Regions from separate parts of the Homo sapiens genome. Here region 1 is linked to region 2. A link is a loop called in an ENCODE intact Hi-C map of the cell type or tissue named here. Cell type or tissue: dorsolateral prefrontal cortex. All regions are shown on one strand. Links, peaks and the distances in the headings refer to the core of each region. The heading gives the core; the rest is flanking DNA.

Region 1 (12,644 bases), core at 4,730-7,229, 200 kb before region 2:
GCTGAAATCAAGAGGAAGCCAGGTCACGGTGGTGGAAGTAGGATGAAATAGTAGACACACGATGTCACCAAGAGTGTAGAAGAATTCAGGTAAATGCATTTCCAGTAAGGTGGGATCACTAGTGCCGCTTCTGGTGCTCTGGGTGGAGAGCCACTCTGTCATCCTGGAGGCTACTTTGGCCCCCAACTCATCTCCACATTCCTCTGGCCTCCAAGGTGACATGGACTATATATAACCAAGGGCCACGGTGGGGAGGGCAGAAGAAATATGACTGTTTAAGGGCAGTGGGAGAAAAGAAAAATAAGGGGCTGATGAGAGAGCGGCCAGACGTGGGCCTTTTGCTTTCAGCCAAGTCTTTTCCCAAGTAACCACAACATTTGTCATAGTTATTCAGTGTGGCTCTGAAGCCTGTCCCCTTTGTCGGGGCAGAAAAAATGGGCTCTCCTGTGTTCAAAAGGTCATCTCTACTTTCAAGTGGTCAACATTCCGCAGTCTGAAGCTCCCTGGCCCACTAGCTTCCAGTACTGTGTGTCACTTCCCACGTATGCGGCAAAATGACAGAGTGTGTGAAAGGGTGAACGCGTGTGTGAGTTCAGGGTTTCCCTCTTTGGAAGCTGTATGGCATAAGAGCTGAAACACCATGGGCTGCGAGGGCAGACTGCACGTGTTCAGACCATGGCACTGTCATTTGAGTAAGGGACCCAATCCTCTATGCCGAAAAGTGGGAGAATAATAACCCTCCACTCTCAGAGCCATCATGGAGACAAAAAGAGAGAAAATGCTGAGTGCCAAGCATACTACCCGGCTTATGGTACCTTCTCAACTGAGATTAGCTACTAGTCTCACCTGCTGGAAATTGTTCTTGCTACCAACGTGGCATTCCTGATCTCCAATCTTTGGATAGAAAGCGCTATGACCCTTCCCCATGTGTGATGGCCTTCAGTGCTCAATGCTGCCCATATCCCCCGTGTTGTGTGACACCACAGCACGAGTGAGACCTCTGAGCTGAACGCAGCAGCCTCCTGCCATCGGGCGCAACTACTCTCAGTACAACCAAACATGGCTGCCAGGCTTTTCTTGAAAACCTTCTCTAGCTCACTCTACAGACTCTATCATGAAAACAGACTTTGAGATTTATGCACTCAAAAAATCCTCCAACAGCCTGTATACCTATATGTATAAAAATGCTTAAATTCACCAGGCACAGTGGCTCATGCCTGTAATCCCAGCACTTTGGGAGCCAGAGGCAGGTGGATCATCTGAGGTCAGGAGTTCAAGACCAGCATGGCCAACATGGTGAAATCCCATCTCTACTAAAAATACGAAAGAATTAGCTGGGCGTGGTGGTGGGTGCCTGTAATCTCAGCTGCTCAGGAGGCTGAGGCAGGAGAATCACTTGAACCCGGGAGGCGGAGGTTGCAGTGAGCTGAGATCGTGCCATTGCACTCCAGCCTGGGGAACAAGAGTGAAACTCTGCCTAAAAAGAAAAAAAAAAAAAAAAAAGCTTAAATTAAGAGCATTTCAATGAAAGGCCATTCAGATTTGTTCTCACGGAAGGGATATGCATCTTCTACCCAGACCCTCCCATATGCTCTCCTCTCTAGGCCTTGGAACCCTAATTTAAGGATATTGCTGCAGTGAGATGCTTAATGGCAGAACTAGGGCGCAACCAACTCAGCACACTGGTCAACTGCTAACCTTTCACTAGGAGCAACACGAGAGCCTCAGAGTTGTGAGCCCTGTGGGCACCATGAAGATTGGTGGAGTAAGAACAAAAAAAAAAAAAAAGAGAGAGAGAGAGACTTCAAAGTTGCTCTACACTGGATCGTGGAAAAGGAGCCTCTTACCAAAAGTGGCAGCGGGGCTTAGAGTTTGATCTAGGAAATACACAAGAGCAAAGGGGCAGTCAGGCTGCAGAGCTCTGACCCCGAGCACATGGTATGCAAACAGGAGTATTCACACTCTGCAGTGCAAGAGCCTGTCCTTCATCTTGGGGGATGAGGCCGCAGTGATGTCCCCCCGATTCAGTACTATCCCCAAACAATTCACCACCCTAAAGACGTCCTCCTGTGAACAGCAGATTATCTGAGGATCCCTAAAAGTGGTCCTTCACATAGGGAGGCTGCCATTTTCGGAGTTGGCTGTTAGTGTGGCAGCAAACAGCTGGCATTCCTAAGTAAAAACTCAGAGCCAGAACTGGTGCTCTTCAACCCCGACTCAGCTCTGAGACACAGACCTGCAGGCAATGTGGGCAGATTCAACAATGTCACTACTGAGCCTACTGAAAACAAGTGGACAAGATCCCAAGCCATCAATTCTAGAACATGGTTGGCGTAAAAGCTGTTGTGCATGGATTCTATCAGCAAGAAGGATCAGTAGAAGTATTTGAGGCCAGGCCGGGTGCAGTGGCTCACGCCTGTAATCCCAGCACTTTGGGAGGCTGAGGCGGGCGGATCATGAAGTCAGCAGATCGAGACCATCCTGGCTAAAACGGTGAAACCCCGTCTCTACTAAAAATACAAAAAATTAGCTGGGCATGGTGGCGGGCGCCTGTAGTCCCAGCTACTCGGGAGGCTGAGGCAGGAGAATGGCGTGAACCCGGGAGGCAGAGCTTGCAGTGAGCCGAGATTGCGCCACTGCACTCCAGCCTGGGCGATAGAGCAAGACTCCGTCTCAAAAAAAAAAAAAAAAAGAAGTATTTGAGGCCCAAGGAGTCACTGTGGCAGAGTGGAAAGACTGGGAAATGATTGCATCTGGAGCGTCACTTCTGAGGATAAGGTGATTGGGGTACACGTCCTTCTCCTCTCCCTTTCCCTTAAGACGCTCCAGCGTAAGGGCTTAAACAGACCCTCAAGACACCGTCCTGGAAAGAGGCAGATTGATGGCCACAGCTGAGTGTCAGAGGTTACATATTAGCATGTTCAAGCCTATACCAGGGACGTGTGTATCACATGCCATGCAAAGAACACAAAATATCTGCCCTTCCAATGTCTGCTGCTAGTGCAAATAATAAAAGGTGTTTGAGGATAATATTAAAATGATGTCATCACCTTCTGCTTATCCACTCTTCTGGAAAAAAGTAAGATAGACAACCCAAAAGGTCAGATTTGGCTTTGCAATATTGGCTGGCTTATATTAAACATGGTCTGTCAGAGATTTCAGAAGTCATTTCAAAGCAACATTAAAAAGTTGAATTATGACACATTCCTAACGAAATGATCCAGTTTTCCCACCTTGGCCTCCCACTCCGAGCATGCCACACTCTCTCACACCTCTGTGCCTTGGCAGGGATCGTTCACACTGCTTTGGGGCCCTCTGCCAGCTTCTCTGCACCCAGCACACCAGCACTAGCTTTAGGCCTCAGCTTGAAAACACCCGCTCCTCAGGGACACCTCCTCCCCCATGCCCAGGGTAATCCTAGGATTGCTTTTCTATGCTGCTTCTGTATACTAAACACATGCGGTACAGAAATTAACATGTTATTTGGTTAAACTAACAATTAATTGGATTCATGATTTACCTTCCCCGATGGCCCATAAATTCTTTGGGGTTAAATAACAGGCCGTGTGTTTCCAATGTCTGTGTCTCCTCTCGTGCCTAGCACAGAGCTCACATAATACATATGCAACATATATTTATGTTTTTGTTGATTGGATAGCAGCTCATAGCTTAGACTCAAATATCTTAATACCTGGAATATGAGCAGTCAGCAGTAGGAATTTCAAAGGACTTTCTTTTTTCTTTTCTTTTTGAGATGGAGTCTCGCTCTGTCGCCAAGGCTGGAGTGCAGTGGCGCGATCTCAGCTCACTGCAAGCACCGCCGTCTCCTGGGTTCACGCCATTCTCCTCCCTCAGCCTCCCAAGTAGCTGGGACTACAGGTGCCCGCCACCACGCCCGGCTAATTTTTTTTTTTTGTATTTTTTAGTAGAGACAGGGTCTCACCATGTTAGCCAGGAATGGTCTGATCTCCTGACCTTGTGATCTGCCCACCTCGGCCTCCCAAAGTGCTGGGATTACAGGCGTGAGCAACCGTGCCCAGTCTCAAAGGACTTTCTTACTTGATGGTAGTTAACATGGGAATATTCCAGCAGCTAGAACAGTACTTGGCACATAGTAAGTGCTCAGTAAATATGTGTTAAAGAAATGAATGAATGAGTGAAGAAATGAACGAATGAAAGCATACAAATTATCAATAGAATAGGTAATCAAGGAGTAGTGGTTTTAAAGAACTGTAAAGCATTCCAGTAAAGTAAGTCCAGTTGGTATTGCTAAATTCAAAATCAATATATTCTCCATTAGTGATATGAATTTAAAATTCTAGGAGAATATGTTCTGTATTTACTTTGCAATTAAATGAACAGAGTTGCATTGTAGTGAAATGATGGGATTTTACCAGATGCTCATGGGTTCCTATCACAGATGATTTTAGACTCACAATTTCAGACAACTGGGCCCATTTTGTATTGAATCAAATCGCCTCAGTTCATGTTTCATTCATTCCTTGTAACTTTTTGTCACCCTCTATTGGGAGACATTCTCAAGACATTACCAAAAATCACCTAACGACAGAAATGTTTGTGTTTACAGCATGGCAACTCACAGTGTGACGTGGGACCAGGAGCACAGATCACTGAAGAGACTGTTAGAAATGCAACTTCAGGCTGGACGTAGTGGCTCATGCCTGTAATCCCAAAACTTTGGGAGGCCGAAGCGGGCGGATCACTTGAGGTCATGAGTTTGAGACCAGCCTGGCCAACATGGTGAAACTTCGTCTCTACTAAAAATACAAAAATTAGCTGGGCGTGATGGCATGTGCCTGTAATCCCAATTACTCAGGTGGCTGAAGGATGAGAATCGCTTGAACCCAGGAAGCGGACGTTGCAGTGAGCCGAGATGCGCCTTTGCACTCTAGCCTGGGTGACAGAGTGAGACCCTGTCTCAAAAAAGAAAGAAATGCGGCCGGGCGTGGTGGCTCACGCCTGTAATCCCAGCACTTTGGGAGGCCGAAGTGGGTGGATCACGAAGTCAAGAGATCGAGACCATCCTGGCCAACAGGGTGAAACCCCATCTGTACTAAAAATACAAAAATTAGATGGGCGTGGTAGCACGCACCTGTAGTCCCAGCTACTCGGGAGGCTGAGGCAGGAGAATCACTTGAACTGGGGAGGCAGAGGTTGCAGTGAGCCAAGATTGTGCCACTGCACTCCAGCCTGGCTATAGAGCAAGACTCCATCTCAAAAAAAAAAAAAAAAAAAAGAAAGAAAGAAATTCAACTTCAAGGGTCCTACCTAGAAACCTGTTTTAACAAGCCTCCATGTGACTCCTCTGGTGCTGAAGAAATTCTTCACACCATACAATAAAATATCATCTGTTACCATGATAGAAGAAACCGTGGCTTTCTCTGGCGACTATAAGTACGGATAATGGGCCAGGGCTCCCTAGCTGGAAGGAAAGTCACTGTCCTGGGGGCAAAGCAGGTACCCAGTGACTGTCCCTGCTGATGATGCACCCCGAGAAGTGGAGCAGGCTGGGATGTGTTTGACACAAAGCCCTCTTGCTGTCCTAATCCACACCCACGCCAATATCCCTCAGCCTCATTTCCTCTTGACAAAGACGGTTCTGTTCTGAGGGGGTGTGTGGGACCAACAGCAGCAGCTGGGGTGGCCAAATGACCGCTCTTGCTTAGAATAGAGAGGGATTCAAAGAATGATCTCTGCCAGATTGCCGGGCTTTGCTGTGTCACATCAGGCTGACACAGATGGCCTTGGCCACTAAGGACGCTGCCTTCTTCCTCACAGAAGCCCGAGGAAATGCCCTGAGAAGGAACAAGGACCAGATAACTACCCGGCAGGGAGTGGCTGGTAGGATTTCAGCTTGAAATGTGATCTCTGGATGCCCATGAGCCAGTGTGGCATTTATTTCCACCGCATCAGGGGTCCCAACCTTGGATAACATTTATATTTCTAGAGCACCTGAAGAACAAAGATTCCAGATTGTAAGGTGCAAAATAAGTCACAAGGGGGTGCCTTCTCACTCACACACAGCTAGCCACAGCTGTCTGCCATCCCAGAGCGTACCCCGAAGCTAGCGCGCCAGCGAGCTAGTTTTAAAGCACAGACAACCTCTCCATTGCTGGCTTTCTTCGAACACCGTGGGTGAGGAAATGAGACAGAGAATGTCTAATGATTAGTTCCTTATGGTCCTTACATTCTTGAAGTATATTCTTTACGCCCGCTGGAACACTTCTGCATTCTTGATAGCATGATTGCAATATAAGTTCTTTCCCTTCTGAGCACTGTCTTTTATTGACACACTAAAATATCCTAGGAGCAGGATGGGTCTTCCCACCTTCCTCACGCCCCTCTTTCCCCACTGCCACACTCTCCGCGCCATTCCTTGTTCTCTTTCTAAGAACGCAATAAACATTTCAGCACAATCTTTTCAATCCACATTATTTATAATATTCCGAACATCCATCGAGCCTGGCTAGAATGCGAAGCAATAAATCAAACTTAACAACAACAAAGAAGGAAGGGGGAAAACCGCCCTTTGGCGAGGCGAAAGCCTGAGACGTTTCATTCCCCGAAGGGTTTAGTTATGTTAGGAAAAGTGAGATGGGGATGAGACCCGAGGTTTAGAATGACATAGAGGCAGGAACTGGAATCTATAGGCATAATCATAACTTTGTATAAACCTCAAACAAACTTACCTCTCTGGGGTGTCATGAGGATAAATGAGATACGTGGGAAGCACTCCGAGTGCCTCGAACGAGAGCAACTGGAGCCCAATTCTCCTTTTTGGGTCCAAAAGGTCATCTTTCTTGGAAGGGAGAGGGCTAAGAGCTCCCCCAACTCCCTGAGCGCCAGTCTTTGCTAATTAACATCCCCTCTGCAGGTTTAACTAAGATGGGGGTGAGCCTGGAAGCAGGGCCTCGAGGTAGGGCTGCTAGGTCCTGGACCCAGTCTCCACCCCCAGCAGGGACCCCTCTCCCCACTGCCAGCGAGGACCACGCCAGGCCACACACAGCCAGGGGTGTCCCTGCAGAATGATTCAGCTCCTGCCGGGGGTGGGAAGTAGAGCTCGTCCCACATCCTTTCCTCATGGCGCTACGCAGGTTAACACTGTCTGACTTTGTCTTCGCAAAGAAAGAATCTAGCTCCACAGTTTGCTGATGATTTCAAAATTTATCTAAACGAATGTGGAGGCCAGTACAGGCTATTGGCTAATTGCAGAATTGGCTTGAGGCCTTTCTGCCTTGGCGATTTCCCACGCATTCCCGTCTCACGTTGGAAATCCAAGCTGTTTGGGAGTGGGCGTGTGTTTGCGTGGCAGGCCTCAATGCAGCGGCTCTGTTGCTGTCTAGTCTAACATGCTCTGCCGTCTGCTCTCAGTGGTCCCTTCTGACAGTTTCCTGGATATAAAGGGGTGCTTCTTTTCCAGTCTTGTTGAATGGTACTGAATATAAGATTAGAATAACTGAATCACAATCCACATTTTAGTCATTACAGTCTCATGTTAGCTCTGGGGAAATGACCATAACCGGTACTTACTCATGAGAATTTTCTACCAAAAAGTCAGACAAGAAAGTCATTTTCTTATGAAAAGTGTCAAATGTGCCACCTACTCTGGCTTTGCCATCCCTCCCCTCTGCATGTTAACCTCACTTGGTCTTCTTAAGGTACAGATAATGCCTTCCTGCCCAGATCTGTTACCTGCTTGCTGGCTTGGGTGGAGGTTAGATCTCAACCACTGTTCTGGAAAGGATTTGATCATCAGCTTGGCTTTGTTCATAACTTCCTGCAGTAAAAAAAAGTCTTCAAAAAACCCAAATTCACGAGTGATATAGACATTTGTTTAAACAAAGTCTTCAGGCCGGGCGCGGTGGCTCCCAGCACTTTGGGAGGCTGTAATCCCAGCACTTTGGGAGGCTGAGGCGGGCGGATCACAAGGTCAGGAGATCGAGACCATCCTGGCTAACACGGTGAGACCCTGTCTCTACTAAAAATACAAAAAATTAACCGGGCGTGTTGGTGGGCACCTGTAGTCCCAGCTACTTGGGAGGCTAAGGCAGGAGAATGGTGTGAACCCCGGAGGCAGAGCTTGCAGTGAGCCGAGATTGCACCACTGCACTCCAGCCTGGGCAACAGTGTGAGACTCTGTCTCAAAAATAATAATAATAATAATAATAATAATAATAATAATAAACAAAGTCTTCAAAAATACAACAATTTCTTTTTTCTTTTTTTTTTTTTTTTTTGAGACGGAGTCTCGCTCTGTCACCAGGCTGGAGTGCAGTGGCGTGATCTCAGCTCACTGCAACCTCCACCTCCCAGGTTCAAGCAATTCTCCTGCTTCAGCCTCCCAAGTAGCTGGGACTACAGGCATGCACCACCATGCCTGGCTAATTTTTGTATTTTTAGTAGAGATGGGGTTTCACCATGTTGGCCAAGCTGGTCTCAGACTCCTGACCTCAAGTAATCCGCCCGCCTTGGCCTCCCAAAGTGCAGGGATTACAGGCATGAGCCACCGCGCCTGGCCCAACAATTTCTTTATGATGTCTCTAAGTCACAGAAACCAACAAAATCATCATTACTTGACTGTTCAAGTTAAGGGTCTCTTTACAACTTCCACTTCTTTTGCTTCTGATGACGCAACCATCCTCTTGAGCTCCGGCCTCCCAGGGCTGAGTGGTTCACCCAGACCTCTGGGGTCCCTTCCTTGGTATATTTCCACTTTCACTCCAAGCGTCCATGGGAACTTCTTTCCTTTGTCTATTACCTCCTAGGTGGAGCTCTTCTGCCTTCCTATTTTCCCCCATCGCCTCTAAGTAAAGGGCTGGCTTCACTGACGCAGGGAGACATCGCTGCTCTCTGTCTCTCCTTTAGTGCCTTCTCCCTGGTCAATGGAGTTCCACTATTCCCACCCTTACCTATTTACATACACCAGCAACTTCTCTTTACTTAGAGGTGTAAGTCTGCTGGAGAGCAGACTGTCTAGCTACTGAACTTCCCATCTGTGTGATCATGAGCCAGCCATTTAACCCATCTGGACCTCACCTATAAGATGGGGATAACAGGTTGGGCGCAGTGGCTCATGCCTGTGATCCCAGCACTTTGAGAGGCCAAGGTGGGTGGATCATGAGGTCAAGAGTTTGAGATCAGCCTGACCAACATGGAGAAACCCCGTCTCTAGTAAAAATACAAAAATTAGCCGGGCATGGTGGCTCATGCCTGTAATCCCAGCTACTCGGGAGGCTGAGGCAGGAGAATCATTTGAACCCGGGAAGCAGAGGATGTAGTGAGCCAAGATCGTGCCACTGCACTCCAGCCTGGTCAACAGAGTGAGACTCTGCCTCAAAAAAAGAAAAAAAAGAAAAAAAAAAAGGGCGGGGGATAACAGTAGCGTATATATAATGTGCTGCAATAATGTCAATGACACAGTAAATGCTCAATAAACACTCACTTATCTTATTATTAAGGCTTTTCCAGTCATGCTTCATGGTGTGCCTACAGCCCCTTCAAATGGGATCTTTTTAGATCAGAGCTCTGGCTGAGGTGTGAGTCAAGGTGGCTGCGGTTTCTATCTACCCCCTGATCCCACCCATCAAGCCATAGGGCCCTGGGCATGCAGGGCAAGTTCAGCCGATCCACAGGCTGGCCAGCAGCCCCTGAGTGATTTTGGTCCAGTACATGCAACTGAGCTGGATAAGGATTATTTTCTCTGAAGTTGGACTAGGAAATAAGGAGTGATGCAGGCTTACCAAGTCTGCCTTGGTTCCTAACGAAGGGAACATGTTTCTTTAAAGTAACCCCATCTTTTTTTGTGGAAATGTGAGTGATTCTGTTTCATTTTTTCCCCAACCAAAAGATGTCCCAAAGAACAAAAGTTTAATTAATATATATCCCAGGCTACAGATGTATGTGCTTTAAACGAGGGACAGATTTTGACTCAAGGAATACATTTCTAATTGTAAAATTTTGGGTCATCAGCAAGATGACTGAAAGGATCTCCATCACTTCCGAAATTAGAACTTTTAGGCCACTGTTGAGATATCTAAGACATCAACAAAATTAGTTTTTTGTCAGCTTTTCTTGTTTTTGTTTGTTTATTTGTTTGTTTTTTTTTTTTGGTTGTTGTTTTTGAGATGGAGTCTCGCTCTGTTACCCAGGCTGGAGTGCAGTGGCACGATCTCAGCTCACTGCAACCTCTACCTCCTGGATTCAAGCCATTCTCCTGCCTCAGCCTCCTGAGTAGCTGGGATTACAGGTGCCCACCACCACGCTCGGCTAATTTTTTTGTGTTTTTAGTAGAGACGGGGTTTCACTATGTTGGGCAGGCTGGTCTCGAACTCCTGATCTCGTGATCCGCCCGCCTCGGCCTCCCAAAGTGCTGGGATTACAGGTGTGAGCCACTGCACTCAGCCACCTTTTCTTTTTTTAAAGAGACGAGATCTTGCTATGTTGCCCAGGCTGGAGTGCAGTGGCTATTCACAAGTGTGATCATTAACACACGACAACCTTGAACTCTTGGGCTCAAACGATCCTCCTGCCTCAGCCTCTGGAGTAGCTGGGACTACAGGTGCATACCACTGTGCCTAGCCAGAATCACCTTTTAACATCCATGGCTATTTCAAATCTAGAGTTTACAGCGTCAGTAGGTTTAATGCGGATGAACATCTTCATGACTTAAAAATGAGTAAGGAACACATCCTTTTCTGGTTAACTTCCTTGTCACTCTGGAGAATGTCCCTACCGCTATTTCTCAAATGAGAGGACCTGAAGTTCTCTGGAGCACGGGGTGTGGATGGAGGTATAAGAGAAGGGATAGCTGGAAATGATAGTGGGTGAAGGTTAGTGAGGGCAGGGTCTCAATGAGTGAGGGCAGGGTCTCAATGAGTGAAGGCAGGGTCTCAATGGCTCATGAAGGCATCTAGGCTGAATACACAGAAGCCAGTCAGCCTCCATCTGCTTCTACCCAACTCTGTACCAGGTACCATGTTAGGTTCTGGGAATACAACAAGGGTCAAGATAGACATGATACCTGTGCCTGAGGAATTGACAGGCTAATGGGGGAGTCAGACATTCAAACAACCACACAATAAAATGATTACAAATCATAGAGAAGCATTAAGAAGGAAATAAACAAGATGTTATGACAACAGTTACTTTAATGGGGTGGTCAGATATGGCTTTCTGATGAGGTGATCTGTTGAGATCTAAAAGTAAATAAAGCTGGGTGAAGACCATGCCAGCCAAAGCCAGGCAGAGTGGGAAGCACAGAGCAGCTAGGGATTCATGGAATGGAAAGAAACCCACTGTGGTTAGAACTGGCCAGTGAGGAGAGAAATCAAGGTAAATTTGGTGAGAGTGTCAGGGCTAAGTCCTGCAGGGCCCTAGAAGCCATGGTAAGGAGTTGGATTTTATCCTAAGTACAAGGGAAGCAAGTGAAGGGTTTAAGCAGGGAGCGGCAATATCTCCTTTAGGTTAGACAGTCATTTATGTCACAGTGTGGAGACTGGACCGGAGGGTATGGTGTCCAGGTCCAAGTAAAGCCAACAAGACCTCTTTGAGAGAACTATCCCAGCATCTGGGTAAGAGGGTGACATGAAATGGGGTGGTGGCAGTGGAGACAGAGGGATTGAAACATACTTTAGGGCCGGATGCAGTGGCTTACGCCTGTAATCCCAGCACTTTGGGAGGCCGAGGCAGGTGGATCACCTGAGGTCGCGAGTTTGAAACCAGCCTGACCAACATAGAGAAAACCCCGTCTCTACTAAAAATACAAAATTAGCCGGGCACGGCAGCACATGCCTGTTAATCCCAGCTACTCGGGAGGCTGAGACAGGAGAATCGCTTGAACCCGGGAGGCGGAGGTTGCGATGAGCTGAGATCACGCCATTTCACTCCTGCCTGGGCAACAAGAGTGAAATTCCATCTCAGAAAAAAAAAAAAAATAGAAACATACTTTAGAATGCCACAGCTTCTTTTTGGATAAGCAAGGGCGGCTATAGTGAGAGGAGAGGAGGAAACAAAATTTCTACCTTGAATAACTGGGTCAATGGCATGCTATTTATTGAGACAGAAAACTAGGGGTAGGTGGCGTTCTGGATATGCTGCAGAGGGATTTAAGCTGACATATCAAAAAGTTCTTGGATATGCAGTATAATGGAGCTCAGAAGAGAGATCTTGGGCAGTGGCAGTGATGGTGACAGGTTGAGAGCCCAAAGAAGAGAGGAGAGAGGAAAGATCACGGGGAGGCGGAGAGCAGGGGAGGGAGATCGGGCAGGGTGGGTGCAGGGGGTACCGTGAGTATGGGAGCTTCTAAGACTTGGGCCCAGAGCTGCTAAAGGGGCACTGGAAGGGAGGACTCTGGCTCTGTCACTATCTGATGAGGACAGCAGCAGAGTGACTACAGCAAGCATTTACAGAGAGTCTATTGCACATCAAGCACTGTACTCTTGATCTTCCATACCCCTCTCTAATCCCCATCATCACACTGTAAACTGGTGTTACTATTATTGTCATTATTATTCTGTGTGTGTGTTTTTTGTTTTTTGTTTTTTTTTTTTGAGATGGGGTTTCACTCTTGTTGCCCAGGCTGGAGTTCAGTGGCACAATCTCGGCTCATTGCAACCTCCCGGGTT
Region 2 (12,291 bases), core at 5,408-7,907:
AACTGCCAGCCTCTCAAGGGCATAGAGCTGCCCTGCCCAAGGACCCGGCCTTCCCAGGGTGTTCCCCATCCAATGACTGATCAAGGCTGGGGCATATAAGCCCAGCAATGTGAATTCAACGTGGGACAATCCTGAAGGCCATTTCGGCACCCGGGCTTCCCAGGGGGCTGTCGTCAAAGCCAGCCGCTCCCTCTGCTAATCCTGCTGCCCAGCTCCCTCCCACAAATGTTGATCCCATCAGTGCTCCTCATACGCATCCCGCATACAAAAGCCCCTCCGAGGCTGCTCCCCAGAGAATCCAACCCGTGCCTCAATGCCTCTATGGAGAAGAAAAAGAAATTCAATTTTCAAGGGAAGTGGTACAGGTTAAGCCAGATGGTTAGAAAAATTGCTTTCATTGTTATCTTGGGAATTTTCCTCCTCCAACAGATGGTTAAAGCTCAACCTAGGAGAAGGCTGGGCAGCTCAGCCAAGGTGGTCATTTGCGTGGTTCCAATCAGATAAAGGAGCACAGAAGAACTCTCAGGGAGGCACACTGAGCTACGTGGTCAGCCTCCAATCTCCTTTGAGCAAGGTGAGTGCTGTCCTGACCCACTTTAAAGCCAGCTCATTAGATATATTCCCATTCAAATCTAAGTCTAAGTTCATGTCTGTCTCTCATCAGTCTGTTTCATCTCTCTCTCTCATACACACACACACACACACACATCTACCCCTAAAGATGTTCCATGTCTCTTTCTCTTCCTTTCCATAGAAAACTGAGGCCTGATTACAGTGGTATTAGTCAGTTACATGTTCATAAGTGATAAAAGATTAAGAAGAAATAGGATCACCTTATTAATGTACATCCCAAGTCGTTGCTTCAAGGACAAACTCTCCGTGAGCCCATCCTAAATATATCTCCCATAAACACAACCAGTTCTTCTTCCTAAAGCTCTCTGTCCATTTCTGGCAAGAAAAAAGTACCAGAGAAAATCCTGTTTATAAAACAAAGCAAAACAAAAAATGGCTACTCTTGGGCTCTTTGATTGGCTGACAAAAGAAAATGGTAAAATGAGTCTTCACCTTATCGTCACCCCTAGAGATGGCCAAGTTTGGAATGAGTTTAGCAACATGAATCCTACACGAGCTAGGAGTGAATCCAGAAGCAGAGAGGAGGGTCACTCTTGGACACAGGACCTCAAATTATCCTGTTCAAATGACCCAAGGGAGTACAGAAACACCTTGGAGGGTCTCCTAAATTCACCTGTTCATAGATACAAAACGCTTATCACTGAAACATACTCTAAACCACTAGCTGTTAATTCCTCAGGACATAATAAATTTTTTTTAATTGTGCTTGTGGATTTCAAACTAACCAAATTGGTTGACAGAACTGTTCTACCTTTGATGTCAATTCAGTTCCCCAACTACTGTTTGAAATGGTTAAAATAAAAACAACAACAAAAATAATAAAGAGTCCTTATCACTGCATTCAAAATGCTTTCTCAAAGATTTCACCCTCCTGGCAGGACTGTCTAGATGGAAAGAGAATGTCGTGTCTCTTCCCAGAATAAACCGTTGAGACCACATTACCTTCCAGTTCAAGCTCCTTTAAGGATTTGAAATTACTTGAAACAACTACTCAGCAGCTTCAGTCTCTTTCTTACGCTGTCTTTCCCTGCTCAAGCACTTGGTTCTAATCAGACCACTTCCTTCCTGCTGCTTTGGTTTTTATTACCAAAGTTCTTCAGTCCTTTTCACCACCCCATATGCTAAACAATTTCCACTTTGAGAAGCACATTCTCAGAGAACTCTGAGGATAAGCCAAGCTCAGCTAAAGATCTTCAATAATGAATGAAACTGTGAAGAGCTACAATTTGTCTTAAGCGGCTTTCACCTTCTTTCTGTATCTTTTTCCTTCTAAAGAGCATGCATCTACTTTTCTCAGGAATTAAGCATTCTCATTCTTTCATTGATTCTCCAAACAGGAAAAGTAACATGATAAATAAGTCATATTTGGTGTAGGCCTCTATGCAGAAAAAGCTAACACAGCAGGCCTAACTGCTTTTTTCTTTTTTCTTTTTTTGAGACAGAGTCTCACTCTGTCTCCCAGGCTGGAGTGCAGTGGCACAATCTCGGCTCACTGCAAGCTCCGCCTCCCAGGTTCACACCATTCTCCTGCCTCAGCCTCCTGAGTAGCTGGGACTACAGGTGCCCGCCACCATGCCTGGCTAATTTTTTGTATTTTTTTTTTTTAGTAGAGATGGGGTTTCACTGTGTTAGCCAGGATGGTCTCAATCTCCTGACCTCGTGATCCACCTGCCTCGGCCTCCCAAAGTGCTGGGATTACAGGCGTGAGCCACTGCATCCTGCTTTTTTTTTTTTTTTTTTTTTTTGACAGAGTCTTACTCTGTCACCTAGGCTGGAATGCAGTGGCGTGATCTTGGCTCACTGCAACCTCCGCCTCCCGGGGCGTGAGCCACCGCACCCTGCTTTTTTTTTTTTTTTTTTTTGAGACAGTCTCACTCTGTCGCCTAGGCTGGAATGCAGTGGCATGATCTTGGCTCACTGCAACCTCCGCCTCCCGGGTTCAAGCAATTCTCCTGCCTCAGCTTCCCGAGTAGCTGGGATTACAGGCGCCCGCCATCACACCCAGCTAATTTTTATATTTTTTATTAGAGACAGGGTTTCACTATCTTGGCCAGGCTGGTCTCGAACTCCTGACCTCATGATCCACCTACCTCGGCCTCCCAAAGTGCTGGGATTACAGGCATGAGCCACCGCGCCCGGCCCTAACTGCTTTTCTTAACAAGGCACTGCTGCCAAGGTTGGCCCTTCCCTGGCTGGCATCCTGGAGCTTGGATTTTGGGAAGGACCCGCCATTAACTGGTAAGAGTGGCAATCTGTGCCTAAGCTGTATCAATGCTCTGTTTCATTAACACCTGGTTTCCTTCTGGGAGTCTGGGATGTGGGTACATGCCAGACAGGGTGCCTATGTGACCAAGACCCTCAAAAAACCCCGGGCACTGAGTCTCTAATGAGCCTTCCTGGTTGGTAATATGTCGCACGTGCTGTCACAACTCATCGTTGGGGTAATTCTGTGCACCCTGTGGGATTCCACTGGGAGAGGATGCTTGGAATCTTGCACCTGGTTTCCCCAGCACTTCAACCAGGAGCCTTTTCCCTTTGCTGATTTTGCTTTGTATCCTTTTGCTATGATAAATCATAATCATGAGGATAACTACAGTCCATTCCCGCTATTCACAGTAATTATGTTCCATAAAGTCACCATGAACACTGAATTAGCAAATACTCAACTGATGTTCCTGAGGGAGACATGTACCTCTATCTGTACATACCCCACACAGATCATAATATTAAATCCTAAAAACAACTCATCCTGGTAGATTCCTTTTTTTTTTTTTTTTCAAAAGAAAAAACAAAGTTCTGAAGTGTTACATAACTTGCCTGAGGCTGCTCCACTAAGAGGAGCCAGAGGTGGGATTTAAGCCTGTCTGTCTGGCCCCAGAGCCAGAGTGTCCACTGGTCATCCCTCTCTGAGGCCGAAACAAAAGGCAGGGCATCACCTTGTTCAACCTCGGCTGGGAATGTGCTTGTGGGGTGAGTCAAACCTTTTGCCACTTTATCCACGTCCATGAGTAAATGCGAGAGTACTGCTAGTATTCACTTGGGGGTTTTAAGTACATTTTAGTGGGTAGGTGAGTATAAGCTGAATCCTTTGAGTCCTCCTAGCAAACCACTAAACCTGGAGGTTGTCTTGGGGACCCCCACCGTAGCCTCCAAGGAGAGACCAAGATTCCCCTTCCTGCAGAGGCACTGAGGAGGAGAAACAGTATGACTAGGGCCAAAGTGGCAAGAGGTAGAGCTTCCAGAGCAACCTGCTCTTTGCATCTGTGATTACTTTGGCTGTTCCTTTGAGGTTCTCTTTGGCCTCTCTTTTTGGCTTGCTTTTTTGAAGTCCCTTCTCCAATTCAGCTGCTACAGCTGGATGGGCCTGTGGTAGCCTCCCTCTTGGAGGTCAAATAGGAACAGCGGTGAATGAAGTTCAGGGGAAAGGAAGCCGGGTGAGTCACCCAGGCCAGCTGTCCCAGGGCCTGAGGAGAGATGGCCTTTTCCTTGACAAGTGTTTCCACAGCTTTTCCTTGGAAAACCCTCATCCCTTTCTAGTTAGATGGCTTCTCAGCCTGGCTGCGTGGCCAGGGTCAAGACCAGTATATGGGCCTAGAAGAAAAAAGTCAGGGAGGAACTAGGGCAGAAGCAGCAAAAGGTCCTTGTGACTCAAAGCTGGCCAAACCCATCACCAGAGCTAAAGCTAGCAGCAAAGTCATAGGACAAACACCATGCATGTGTCTCAGGATCTTTTTTTCTTTTTTTTTTTTTGAGATGGAGTTTTGCTCTTGTCACCCAGGCTGGAGTGCGGTGGCACAATCTCAGCTCACTGCAACCTCTGCCTCAGCATCCTGAGTAGCTGGGACTACAGGTGCCCACCACCACACCTGGCTAATTTTTGTATTTTTTTAGTAGAGACGGGGTTTCACCATGTTGGCCAGGCTGGTCTCGAACTCCTGACCTCCAGTGATCTGCCCGTCTTGGCCTCCCAAAGTGCTGGGATTACAGGCATGAGCCACCGTGCCCAGCCATGTCTCAGGATCTTTTCTGCACAGTTAGCAGATTCAAAGACTCTGGTTTCCTTGCTGTAATATAATAAAAATATAGTCATCCCTTGGTATCTTGCGGGATTGGTTCCAGGACCACCCCTTCCATATACAAAATCCATGGATGCTCAAGTCCCATATATAAAATGGTGTAGCATTTACATATAACCTACACACATCCTCCCGTATAACTTTAAGTCATCTCTAGATTACTCATAATCCCTAATACAATGGAAATGCTATGTAATAGATGTTACGCTATATGGTTTAGAGAATCGTGACAAGAAAAAAGTCTGCACATGTTCAGTGCAGATTCAACCATCCATTTTTAAAAAAAAAATTTGATTCTCAGTTGGTTGGATTCATGGATGCGGAACCCACAGATACAGAGGGCCAAGTATACATATGTTTGGTCTTTACCCCAGGTTCCTGGCACAGAGCTTCAAAAACCTTTGGAATTTCCTGAGTGCTAGACGTGTCTTTTGTTATTCATGATGAGTCTTTTTGGACTCCTGCTAATTTCTTTGGGGAAATTCATCTATGAACACATCAGATAATAACTCACGGTAGGCTCTTAGACAATTTCAAAGAAAGGGCTAGCCATACCAATGGCTAGAGGGCTGGAACTTTCAGGCCAACTCCCAACCCCCAGGGAGGGGAGGGAGGCTGGAGATCAAGGTCAGTCAAGTGGCTGATGATGTCATCGATCGTGCCTATGTAAAGAAGTCTCCATAAAAACCCTTGAACAAGGTTCAGGGAGCTGCTGGATTGGTGAACACATCAGTGTGCTGGGGCAGGAGTTGGGGGACAAGGAGAGGGTGATACATGGAGAGGGTGATACATGGAGAGGGCATGGGAGCTCTGTACCACCACCCCAACCTCTATACCTTGCCCTATATACTGTGCCTTTTCCATTTGACTGTCCCCGAGTTGGATCCTTTTAATAAAACTGTAATAGTAAGTATAGTGCTTTCCTGAGTTCAGTGAGTCATTCTAGTAAGTTATCAAATCCTGAAGGGGGGTCATGGGAACCCCTCAGTTTTTTTCTTTCTTTTTGAGATGGAGTCTCACTCTGTCACCCAGACTGGAGTGCAATGGCGCAATCTTGGCTCACTGCAACCTCCGCCTCCCGGGTTCAAGTGATTCTCCTGCCTCAGCCTCCCAAGTAGCTGGGACTACAGGTGCCACTAACTGGGTAGCCAACAATTCAATTCTGACATTACCCAGAGTTAGCATCAGACTCCACAGGTTTAAGGGCTTGATCCCACAAGACTGTTCTAACTTCAGATACCAGCCATTAGTCCTGGGGTATCCCCAAGTACTTTAGTCCAACTGGCTATAAAGCGAAGGGTTCCCAGCCAGGCACAGTGGCTCACGCCTGTAATCCCAGCACTTTGGGAGGCTGAAGCGGGCAGATCATGAGGTCAGGAGATCGAGACCATCCTGGCTAACAGGGTGAAACCCTGTCTCTACTAAAAATACAAAAAATTAGCTGGGCGTGGTGGTGCATGCCAGTAATCCCAGCTACTCGGGAGGCTGAGGCAGGAGAATCGCTTGAATCCAGGAGGCAGAGGTTGCAGTGAGCTGATATCATGCCACTGCACTCCAGCCTGGGCGACAGAGCAAGACTCTGTAGCAAAAAACAAAAACAAACAAAAAAAACTTGTTTTACTGAAGCCTCCAGAACACCAGCTGTTTCAGCAAAATGATTTCTATAGATACTATGACCTGGTAAAAAAATGCAAAAGAGAGAGACTTTGAGCTCCAAACAGTAGAGAAAGCACACATGGTTGCCTCCTTCATTCCAAAGAGCACAATGAAATGGCAGTCAAGCTATTTTTGAAAGAATAAATCCATGGTGGCACTGAAGACACGAAGAAGCGTTATCAATGAAGACATCATTTTGGAGATTCTCTTCAAGAATAGAGTTGGGACTGTATTGACCAATAAACCAAAACTGGGGGTGGGGAATGGGTGAAATACAGCTGGAAATACATCAGGCTGCAGATAAGAAGCTCTTTCTTTTTGACAGAACCCTGGAGAGGCTCCAAGCTTAGAGTCAATGGCTATTGGCAGCCACAGAATGGCCTACAAAGAAGTGGTTATAAGGCAGGAATCAGGGCATCTGAGTGGAGAGCTGTCTACAGAACAGCTGAGCCAGTCTGCCCACAGCCCTGCCCTGTGTAGACTGCAGTCTGCAGTACTTGCCCCCAGCTGGAACCCCCGGAACAGCCTTCTCTGGAGAGGAAAGTTTGCCTGGGAGTGCGCATGGTGTTGGTGTCCAGGCTAGAGAATGAGTCAAAGAAGAGCCTCTAGGATAGACACAGGGGTAAAAAGAAATAAAACATATAAAAGATGTCACCCCAAGATTGGAGTTCTCCTTATGTTATTAGTTTTGTTATAGCAAATGGTCCTGAATCGGCTTGTGCCCTCTTTTACCTAACCATATATCCTAGAAAGAAACCTGCCGACTGGCATATCTTGCCCATTTACACAGAGTACACATCACAGCCTGTCTTCCCACTCAAGAAAGAAGCCTTTCGGGTAAATAAACTTGCCTAAAGGGCCGCCCGTGGTGGCTCACGCCTGTCATCCCAGCACTTCGGGAGGTCAAGGTCGGCGGATCACGAGGTCAGGAGTTCGAGACCAGCCTGACCAACATGGTGAAACCCCATCTCTACTAAAAATACAAAAATCAGCTGGGTATGGTGGCACATGCTTGTAATCCCAACTACTCAGGAGGCTGAGACAGAAGAATCGTTTGAAGCCGGGGGGCGGAGGTTGCAGTGAGGCGAGATCGTGCCACTGCACTCCAGCATGGGCGACAGAGCGAGACTCCGTCTCAGAAAACAAAACAAAACGAAACCTACCCAAATACAAAGAAAGCCTATTGCAGCTACCTATACAAATCAATATGGTCCTTCATTCATAAATATGAAGAATCAATGAAGAATTAGCAGACGTGAGGAAAAGCCCATAGCATGTGTATTAGTTTGTAAAGGTTGCCATAACAAAGTACTACAGACTAGGGAGCTTAAATAACATTAACTTTCTCACAATTCTTGAGGCTAGAAGTCCAAGGTATAGATGTGAGCGGAAGTTGTTTCTTCTTTTCTTTTTTTTTTCTTTTTTTTTTGAGATAGAGTCTCGTTCTGTCACTCAGGCTGGATTGCAGTGGCACAATCTCGGCTCACTGCAACCTCCACCTCCCGGGTTCAAGCTATTCTCCTGGCTCAGCCTCCCAAGTAGCTGGGATTAGAGGCACATGCCACCACACCCAGCTAATTTTTATATTTTTAGTAGAGATGGGGTTTCACCATGCTGGCTAGGCTGGTCTTGAACTCCTGACCTCAGGTGACCCGCCTGCCTCGGCCTCCCAAAGTGCTGGGATTACAGGTGTGAGCCACCGCACCCAGCCAGAGGTCATTTCTTCTGAGGCCTCTTTCCTTGGCTTGTCTTCTCCGTGTCCTCACGTGGCCTGCCCTCTGCATGTGTCTGTGTCCCACGTGCCTCTTTTTCTTTTTTTTGTGAGACAGGGTCTCACTCTGTTGCCCAGGCTGGAGCACAGTGGTGCAATCATGGCTTACTGCAGTCTTGACCTCCCGGGCTCAAGTGATCTTCCGACCTCAGCCTCCTGAGTAGCTGGTACTACAGGTGTACACCACCACATTAGGCTAATTTTTTTATTATTATTATTATTTCTTGTAGAGATGGGGTCTCCCTGTATTTCCCAGGCTGGTCTCAAACTCCTGGGCCTAAGTAATCCACCTACCTCGACTTCTCAAAGTGCTAGGATTACAGGCACAAGGCACCGTGCCCAGCTTCAGGTTCCTCTGCTTAAAAGGATACCAGGCATATTGGATTAGGGCCCACCACAGTGGCCCCATTTAAACCTAATTATCTCTGAAGACCCTATCTCTAAATAAAGTCACAATCTGAAGTAGTAGGGGGTTAGTACTTCAACATTTGAATTTGGGGGGTGACATATAATTCAGCCCATAGCAGCATAAAAGAGAAAGACTAAGATGAATAAACCAAAACTTACCTAGAGAAGAAACAGAAATAACAAAAGGAGCAAAAACACTCACCATTTTTTAAAGTTCTAACTAGTGCCATTCAAAGGATTAAAAAGTTTACAACCTTATATACACACTTGTGTGGAAAAAAAAAGCAATCATGAACATTAAAACCTCTTGGTGTTTAAAACTATCATTCTCAAAATTTTAAAAATCAGTGAGAAGAGCTGAGTAATAAAATGGATACAGCAATTGTAACAGCAGTCAGTAAAACATGTTGGTAAATGTAAATAAAATACTGACTACAGAAATAAAAGGGGGCTTCGGTTGAAAACAAAACAGAAGATGAAGAGTTTAAAGGGAAGTTTAAGAATTCTAAACTTGATTTATTCCAAGATATTTATTTGCTTTAGACTTTGTTAGAAAAATGTAAACTTAGGTATGCATGTTAAATATGTGGGGGTGGCTGTGGCCCAAGGTGGGTGGCCTGAGTATCCCATTCTTGGGTGGGGAAGGGGGAAATTTTCCCATAAAGCTGTCATTTCCCAGCTTCTAGCTTTATTTGGAAAGCCCACTTTCAGCTGCCTGCAATGCGTAGGCCCTATAACCTCAACTCCCATATCCACACGGGTGTGGAAATGCAGGTCCCTAAGCTACATATGTGGTTTGGTTATCTCTGAGGGCCATGAGGCTTCACTCACTCACTGGTGTAGGTAAGTTTCTTCATTTCTGGCACCTGGAGAACTCCCTTTGTTGCTTTCAAGCTCAGCTAAGAATATGAGAACAGTTTTTTTTATTTTGTTGAGACGGAGTCTAGCTCTGTCGCCCAGGCTGGAGTGCAGTGGTGCAATCTCGCCTCACTACAACCTCTGCTTCCCGGGTTCAAGTGATTCTCCTACCTCAGCCTCCTGAGTAGCTGGGATTACAGGCGTGCACCATCACACCCAGCTAATTTTTGTATTTTTAGTAGAGACGGGGTTTCGCCATGTTGGCCAGGCTGGTCTCGAACTCCTGACCTCAGGTGATCTGCCCTCCTTGGCCTCCCAAAGTGCTGGGATTACAGGCTCCAGCCACTGCGCCCAGCCCTGAAATGCTATTTGAAGGCCGACTTACGGTCTTTTGTATACATGCAAAGGAGAAACGGTATACATTAGCATGGAGCCCTAGTCCTGTCCCAAATTACTATTAGCATAAATGTTTCCTGACTGAGACTATTGATTGTGACTAAAAAAACAAAGTCCTTCCTAGAAAAATATAAATACCTTATAGTTTTCAGGGCCTGTGAGGTTTTCACACTGTGAAGCCCTCTGCGTCCTGTCTCATGACCCCTCCACAACTTCATCTGGGTACATGATTCTTGTCACTTGCTGTTTTCCAGCCACATTATACATTTATGCAGAAATATAAAGCCTTTTGATTTCTCCAGCTTGCAAAGTTCTCTGTAGCCTCTGAGATCTCACAGGAGATATCCCCGTTTTCCCTGCGACTCTTCACTGGCCACCTCCTCATCAGCTCCCTTCGGCCCATTCCTGAAGCTGCAGCAGCTGCCTCCTCACCATCCCTTCCACAGCCTCCTGTCCTTTTCCTTGACAGTACTTATTAAAATCTGATAAAATACCTTATTTTGAGATGTATTTGTTGAATGTCTCCCTCCCGACACTAGAGTGTAGGAATGATAAAGGAAGGGACTTTTAGTTGTTATTGCTGTTTTTCACTATCTAGGGGACCAGTCACACATGCAGCTGGTACTTGGTAAACACCTGTTGAATGGATAAACACCCCCTTGCCAATATGGCTATTTCTTCTCCCCAAAAGTGGCTAAACTCTCTCAGTTTAGATATGCTATTGGCTGTGGGACAATGAAAAAATATATATACTTAATATATAGTATACCATATATAGGCCAGGCGCGGTGGCTCACTCCTGCAATCCCAGCCCTTTGGGAGGCTGAGGTGGGTGGATCACCTGAGGTCAGGAGTTTGAGATCAGCCTGGCCAACATGGCGAAAACCCATCTCTACTAAAAATACAAAAATTAGCTGGGCATGGTGGCACATGCCTGTGATCCCAGCTACTTGGGAGTCTGAGGTAGGAGAATCGCTTGAACCCAGGAAGCAGAGGTTGCAGTGAGCTGAGATCGTGCCACTGCACTCCAGCCTGGGAATACATGTTATAGATAAAGTATGCATAATATACATGTATTATATATATAAATATATATTAAGTATATATTCATGTATTTTAAATTTAAGTATAGATGTATTTTATAAATTATATATAATATATATAAATTATATGCATGGGAGAATTTTATGTCTCCCTGATTTTCAGTAAATTATATAGACAAAATTACAGAATCCATAAGTAGCAAATTAAGTAATTTTACATTGAAACCACTGACTCTACTTTATAGCATAGGGTGATGGTCACACCGACACCACAAGCCCTAACCCCCGCCTCCTGCCAGCTCTCCTGGCCCCCTCCTGCCAGCTCTCCTGGCCCCCTCCTGCCCATGCTCTCTAGACCCTGGGTACACTGACTGACTGGCCTTCTCTCAAGGTTCTCAACCATGTTACGCTCCTTTGCGTAAAGGCCCTTTGCCTATGCCCTTCCCTCTGTTTGCAAGGGTCTTCCCTTTGCTTTTCATACAGGTAACTGCTGTTTATCCTTTTCAATCTGTTCAAATATCATTTTCCCAGGAAAGGCTTTTCTAACCCTCAAACCATGCCAGTTCTTCTGTTTCACATTCGAATAGGTCCCTGTGTTATCACCGTCTCTAACTGTGTATCTGTGCAGTATCTGTCCAGCAGCTGCCTCCCTGATGAGAACAAATACTCCAGGAGGGGAAGGAGCCGTGACAACAGACATGACATGTATATGTGGATTCTGGCACAGTGCTTAGCACATAATAGGAGTTCAACATTTGTTTAACGAATAAACAATTTGGAGAATGTACTGAGGAAGGAAATATATTATTTTGGATTTAGGAAAAATACCTTACTATGTTTAATAACACTTTTTCTTATTAGGAAAAGAAAAAGTTTATTTAATCTAGATTAAAGGATAGCTACGGAGCTAGTCAGTAAAATGTTCAAACAGATGTGTACAAATGTGGACAGCAGAAAGGTGAGTTGCTGCCACTGCTGCTGATTTTGCACATCAACTTCCGGGAAGATCTTAGAAAGTACAGGTGACTCTCTAGGTCACAGATCACTAAATGGAAGTCCTTCCAAAAGATGGAAAGATGGCATGGGGTAGGGGAGAAGGATGACCTCATAAACTCATTCTGGTCCAAAATTCTCTGAGACGAAGCAACTTGCAAGTTTATTTATGAATGAAATGCAGACTTGAGAAGCCACTCCATGAATCCTAGCAGCCAGCCAAAGTCCGCTGAATGAAATCTCAATAAAGAAAACCTGAATTCAGACTAACACAGCCACGTAGAGAAAACCCTTTCCTCATCTGACATCAATGTGTGTCTATACTCCACATTTGGAGGGGGCAGGTGTTAGGTTCCTATGCCAATTTCTTTCTTTCTTTCTTTCTTTTTTTTGAGGTGGAGCCTTGCTCTGTCGCCCAGGCTGGAGGGTAGTGGCATGATCTCAGCTCACTGCAAGC

Evidence for each region. Hi-C counts contacts between places; a loop is a spot of excess contacts. Peaks named below come from ENCODE experiments on the same cell type or tissue, not always from the same donor. Only the 100,000 strongest peaks of a DNase experiment are listed, where the experiment ranks them.
Region 1: it touches region 2 in a loop (4-fold over the local background); 4 of 110 quality-filtered maps call a loop at or near these places.

Annotation. Positions count from the first base shown.
Region 1 is chr17:9,266,512-9,279,155 of GRCh38, forward strand. All of the region lies in intron 7 of STX8 (syntaxin 8), which reads right to left. Among named protein-coding and RNA genes, the nearest start is that of NTN1, 250 kb to the left of the region's middle. RefSeq lists an enhancer at 6,489-6,990. In dorsolateral prefrontal cortex, for the core only: no CTCF peak of the experiment used is centred there; a DNase peak (open chromatin) is centred at 5,680; H3K4me3 peaks cover 1,197 bases; H3K27ac peaks cover 763 bases.
Region 2 is chr17:9,468,677-9,480,967 of GRCh38, forward strand. The region is part of intron 6 of STX8 (syntaxin 8); the gene reads right to left. Among named protein-coding and RNA genes, the nearest start is that of STX8, 100 kb to the right of the region's middle. RefSeq lists an enhancer at 5,314-5,815. In dorsolateral prefrontal cortex, for the core only: a CTCF peak has its summit at 6,680; a DNase peak (open chromatin) is centred at 6,805; H3K4me3 peaks cover 323 bases.